2 separate regions of the Homo sapiens genome follow, and region 1 is linked to region 2. A link is a loop called in an ENCODE intact Hi-C map of the cell type or tissue named here. Cell type or tissue: IMR-90. All regions are shown on one strand. Links, peaks and the distances in the headings refer to the core of each region. The heading gives the core; the rest is flanking DNA.

Region 1 (2,930 bases), core at 222-2,721, 56 kb before region 2:
ACTTCCTGTTGGGTTTTGGGTATAATATGCTTATAAAGATAGATTTTTATTAATTGTGATTGGACTTCTTACTGAGAGCACTTTCTGAAAATGTTAATTTTCTTAATTGCATACCAGTGTTAAATAATGAGATCACAACTATTTTTGAACAATTAGAGGTTATGTTCTCTTTAAGAACTGATTCTGTAGTCTCTATCCATAAATCTTTCCTCACCTTGTTTAGTGGTAAGGTCAAGTAACCATTAAGTAGACTGAAATATCCCCAGATCAGGCATTCATTCACCATCTTTTAGTATTGCAGTGGAGCCACAGAATTACTAGGAATGGCAGAGAATGGCACTACATGAAGGAATGACAGGAGACTGACAGGGTCAAGAGAAAATGATGGAGGGTTTTAGAAACCCAAACCAAAGGAAAGAAAGAAAAAAGAAGGTAAGGAAGTGGGGATTAGAGGGTGTTTTTTGGTGGTTGTTTTTGTTTTGTTTTGAGACGGAGTCTTACTGTGTCTCCCAGGCTGGAGTGCAGTGGCACGATCTCGGCTCACTGCAACTTACACCTCATGGGATCAAGCGATTCTCCTGCCGCAGCCTCCTGAGTAGCTGGGACTACAGGCGCCTGCCACCACGCCCGGCTAATATTTGTATTTTTAGTAGAGACAGGGTTTCACTATGTTGGCCAGGGTTTCACTATGTTGGCCAGGCTTGAACTCCTGACCTCAGGTGATCCACCCGCCTTGGCCTCCCAGAGTGCTAGAATTACAGGCATCAGCCACCACGCCCGGCCAGGATAGGGATTTATTGACTCACTTAGGCATTTATCTGTTCTCAGCATAGCTGGATCATTCTAGATCTATTCTAGAGGTCCAAGCATTAACACTAGCTCATCCTGTTTCTCAGATCTATTGTTCTCTGTGCTGACTGGCTTCATTCGTAGGCCTTCTGTAGTAAGAGGAAAATGGCTTTGGGTACTTTTGACTTCCATGTCCTTAACACCTATGTCTCAGACAGAGATAGTATCTTTTTTGATAATTCTGGTTAAAGCACAAGAAGTTCTTTCATTGGTTCAGCTTGGATTATTCCTGGTCCAATCAGTGGGGTCTGATGTTTGGATTGGATGGGTGTGAATGGTGTACCCACCTCCCTAATGGGGATGCAGTGAAGTATAGGGTGGTTAACCATCCCTTATCACCATCCATACCCTATGGATAGATTTTCTGATAAGAAACACAGAAGAAAGGAAATGATGCTAAAGAGAGTAAATAGTTAACTGTTAAAAGACCAAAACCTAGTACTTGTGTCATCTAATAGAGAATCCTATGTACATTGTACACTTCCTTTTTTTTAGAAAAATTAAAATAATTTTAAATAGTCTTTGTGAAAGCTTCAAAGATTCTTCCAGGCCTTATGTGTTTGTCCTTTCAGCTTTTCATTATAACTTTATGAAAATATTTTAGCCACTCTTTTAACAATTTATTGAATGTCTGCTATGTCGTTTTACCTGCAGTGTCATTTAATCTTTTCTCAAGTTGATAATTTAAAAAATAACTTTCTAAGTTTTATTTTTATTTGATTATGTACAATATATTCAATTCATATTTGTGGGGTACAGTATGATGTTTCAATACATGTATACACTGTATAATGATCAAATCAGGGTAGTAGTGTATCCATCACCTCAAACATTTATCATTTCTTTCTGGCAAGTACATTCAAAATGTTACATTCAAAATCCTCTTTTCTGGTTATTGTGAAAAATATACAATGTAGTATTATTGTTAATTGTAATCACTGTACTTGTACTGTGCAACAGAAAACTAGAACTTATTCCTCCTATCCATCTGTTCTTTTATACCTATTGACTAACCTCTCTCCATCCAGTCTTTGGCCAGTCTCTGGTAACCACTATTCTACCCTGTACATCTGTGAGAGCTGCTTTTTTAAACTCCGTATATGGGAGAAATCATGTGGTATTTGTCTTACTGTGTCTGGCTTATTTCATTTAATATAATGTCCTCCAGGCTTATCCATGTAGCCAAAAAGGACAGGATTTTATTCTTTCTTTTCTTTCCTTTCTTTCCTTCCTTTCCTTCCTTCCTTTCTTTCCTTCCTTCCTTCTTTTTCTCCCTTCCCCTCTCCCCTCCCTTCCCCTCCCCCCTCCCCTCCCCTCCCCTCCCCTCCCTTCCCTTCCCTTCCCTTCCCTTCCCTGTCCTTTTTTTCTTTTCTTTCAAGACAAGTCTCACTCTGTCGCCAGGCTGGAGTGCAGTGACACAATATTGGCTCATTGCAACCTCCGACTCCCTGTTCAGGCAATTCTCCTGCCTCAGCCTCCCGAGCAGCTGGGATTACAGGCACACACCACCATGCCCAGCTAATTTTTGTGTTTTTAGTAGAGACAGGGTTTTACCATGTTGGCCAGGATGGTCTCCATCTCCTGACCTCGTGATCCACCCACCTTGGCCTCCCAAAGTGCTGGGATTACAGGTGTGAGCCACCGCACCTGGCCCTTATTCTTTTTTTAATGGCTGAATAGTATTCATTGTGTATCTATATCACATTTTCTTTGTCTGTTCCTCTGTTGGTGGGCAGATAGATTGATTCTATATCTTGGCTAATGTGAGTAGTGCTACAATAAACAGTGCAGATATCTCTGACATACTGATTTCATTGTCTTTGGATAAATAACTCAATGGGATTGCTGGATCATATGGTAGCTCTACTTCTAGTTTTTTGAGGAACCTCCACACTGTTTTCCATAATGGCTGTACTAATTTACATTCTCATCAGCATTGTATAAGGGTTCCCATTTCTCCACATCTATGCCAGCATTTGTTTTTTGTCATGATACTGGCCATTCTTATAGGTGTGAGATGATACATTATTGTGGGAAGATAACTTTATTGTATAGAACTAGATTTCTAGACAATTTATGGA
Region 2 (2,930 bases), core at 275-2,774:
GATCTGCCCGCCTCGGCCTCCCAAAGTGCTGGGATTACAGGCATGAGTCACCACGCCTGGCCTCTTTTACTTTCATATCCAGTTCTTCAACAAATCTTATTAGCTTTACCTCCAGATTATATTCAGAATTCCTCTACTTCTCAGCATACCCACTACTCCACCCTGGTCAGAGGTACTATCTTTTTTGGACTGAATTATTGCAGTAACATTCTAACTGATCTCCTTGCTTCTATACTTGCCCTTCCCATCTATTTTTTCTTCTCAGTGGAGTGATTCTTTGAGTTATAAGTCAAATCATATTACTCTTACGAGTTTTTGTTTCACTCAGAGTAAAAGTCAAAATCCTTATAATGGCCTACAAAGCCCTTCATAAACTAATACCTCTGTACTCTTATCTTCACATTCCCTTCATTTTCTGCACTCTAGCCATACTGGCCTGTCTCCGGTTCCTTAAACACATCAGGAATATTTTTGCCTTAAGAACTTTGCTTTGGCTGTGCCTACTGCCTAGAATGCTCTTACCGCAGAAGTACATGGCTAATTCTTCCATCTCCTTTAAGTTGTTGCTTAAATGTCAGTGAAGGGTATTCTGTCTACCCTATGTAAAATTATAACCCGTACCCAATTTCCATTACCCTGCTCTACTTTTTCTTTTTTCCAAAGCTCTTATGCCTCTCTAATGTACATCATTTACATATTTAATATGTTTGGTTTTTAATTGTTTCACTTTCCCACTAGACGATAAGTTCTATCAAGGAAAGCAATGTCTATTTTGTTCATTGATATGTATATCCCAAGCATCTAGAATAGTGCTTGCAAATGATAGTAACTGAGTTAATATTTGTTGAATAATAAACGAATGGTAAATATTGGGAATAATTGTAATGTTTAGTTTAACCCTGAATATACCGTCAGGTTTATTGGACCCAATTTTAGTTTGAAAATTTTTTTTTATTTTGAGTGTTTCTAACTATTTGTAAGAATTGAGGCCAGGTGCAGTGGCTCATGCCTGTAATCCCAGCACTTTTGGAGACCAAGGCGGGTGAATCACTTAAGCCCAGGAGTTCAAGACCAGCCTGGGCAACGTAGCAAATCCCCATCTGTACAAAAAATACTAAAGTTAGCCAAGTGTGGTGGCATGTCGCAGTAGTACCAGCTACTTGGAGGGCTGAGATGGGAGGATTGTTTGCACCCGGGAGGCGGATGGAGGTTGCAGTGAGTTGAGATGGGGCTGTTGTACTCCAGCCAGAGCGACAGAGTGAGACTCTGTCTCCAAAAAAAAGGAATTGATAGTACATACTTTGATTCTTTCTTAAACGTCTTCCAAAGACTAGAGAAGAGTTTTACTTTTCTTCACAATAAAACTAATTCTGTTTCAGAATTACTGTGTGGGTACATTGGACCCTTTTATAAATCTAAGATACTTCATGGCCTCCTGCCATATCTTGAAAAACTATACTGTTTCATCATCCTAGGAATAATTTTATCATTACTTATTCATTATTTCCAGTTGTACTGAAAAAGACTAAATTATTAATTTTTTAAAAAAACAGAAGAATGATGAAATTGCCTAGAAGGATAATGCAGGAGTGACATGAATCATCACTGTTACATCATCCTTCACTTTTATTATTGTGCTGCCTAAAGTATTGCATTATCTTTCAAGAATGTGCAGTAGAAGTCTGGAGACACACTGTCTTTATAATCTTCTTTCACTTTCATTGAACAAGGCTGAGAATTCACAATTTTATATTTTCCACACAAAATGGCAAATAGGAAATTGACAAAACATGTTTTCACAATTTTTAGATGAATCAGAAGATGAATGCAAAGAAACACGTAGTCTAGGTACTAGAACCTAATGATGTAATGAACTTCATCTTTTAAGTAATTCTCAGACTACGATTTTTCAGTGGATATTGGTAGATGTTTTTTCTAAAACTCAAGAACTGATAAGTGAATGATGTATTTCTGTGTAAAAAAAAAAAGCAGAGTATTCTCATAGTTACTCATTCAACAGAACATTGTTCATCACACAATATATGACAGGAATCTGAATCATCCTGCTTTGATAAGGACATGTGATTTTTTTTATATTTTATGATATTTGTGCATCTAAATTTACTTCATCTGGTTTCTATCAAATGGGCAAATGCTGTAGACAGGTATATATGCAGGGGCGATTAGAAGGAAATAGATGATATAGAAATGAAAAATTTTTTTTCAATTGATCATTCTGATTGTTGCTTATGAATCTAAAAGTGAAAATGTTTTACAGTTTTTTTGTTTTTGTTTTTGTTTTTTTGAGATGGAATTTTGCTTTTTGAGATGGAGTTTTCTCTTGTTGCCCAGGCTGGAGTGCAATGGTGCAATCTTGGCTCACCGCAACCTTCACCTCCTGGGTTCCAGTGATTCTCCTGCCTCAGCCTCCCGAGTAGCTAGGATTACAGGCATGTGCCACCATACCCGGCTAATTTTGTATTTTTAGTAGAGACGTGGTTTCTCCATGTTGGTCAGGCTGGTCTCGAACTCCCGACCTCAGGTGATCCGCCTGCCTTGGCCTCCCAAACTGCTGGGATTACAGGCGTGAGCCACTGCGCCTGGCCATGTTTTACAGTTATTAAGCAAAGAAGAAATATATTTAAAATCTGATATGAGTATTTTTAAACAGATGTAATCTAGGTTCATGCATGATAATTGATGAGTAGTTGCATTCCACATGTTGCATATTTCAGGTATGTTTATGGAATAATATGCGTTTGCTGTCTTTATAGTCTCATTAAAATGTCTTATAAAATTATTTTTCATTATCTCTTTATTCTTCTATAAATTATGAAATGACTTAGTTTATTAAAAGGTCCCATTGGACCCAGATAGTGAATGGTGAAAACTATTTTTCCTAGTATAAAGGAGCAGGAATATAATGAAAA

Evidence for each region. Peaks named below come from ENCODE experiments on the same cell type or tissue, not always from the same donor. Only the 100,000 strongest peaks of a DNase experiment are listed, where the experiment ranks them.
Region 1: it touches region 2 in a loop (2.5-fold over the local background); 4 of 110 quality-filtered maps call a loop at or near these places.

What each region holds. Positions count from the first base shown.
Region 1 is chr9:37,233,386-37,236,315 of GRCh38, forward strand. The region is part of intron 2 of ZCCHC7 (zinc finger CCHC-type containing 7); the gene reads left to right. Among named protein-coding and RNA genes, the nearest start is that of ZCCHC7, 110 kb to the left of the region's middle. In IMR-90, for the core only: no CTCF peak of the experiment used is centred there; no DNase peak of the experiment used is centred there.
Region 2 is chr9:37,289,387-37,292,316 of GRCh38, forward strand. The region is part of intron 2 of ZCCHC7 (zinc finger CCHC-type containing 7); the gene reads left to right. Among named protein-coding and RNA genes, the nearest start is that of LINC01627, 100 kb to the right of the region's middle. In IMR-90, for the core only: no CTCF peak of the experiment used is centred there; DNase peaks (open chromatin) are centred at 1,625 and 2,035; H3K27ac peaks cover 286 bases.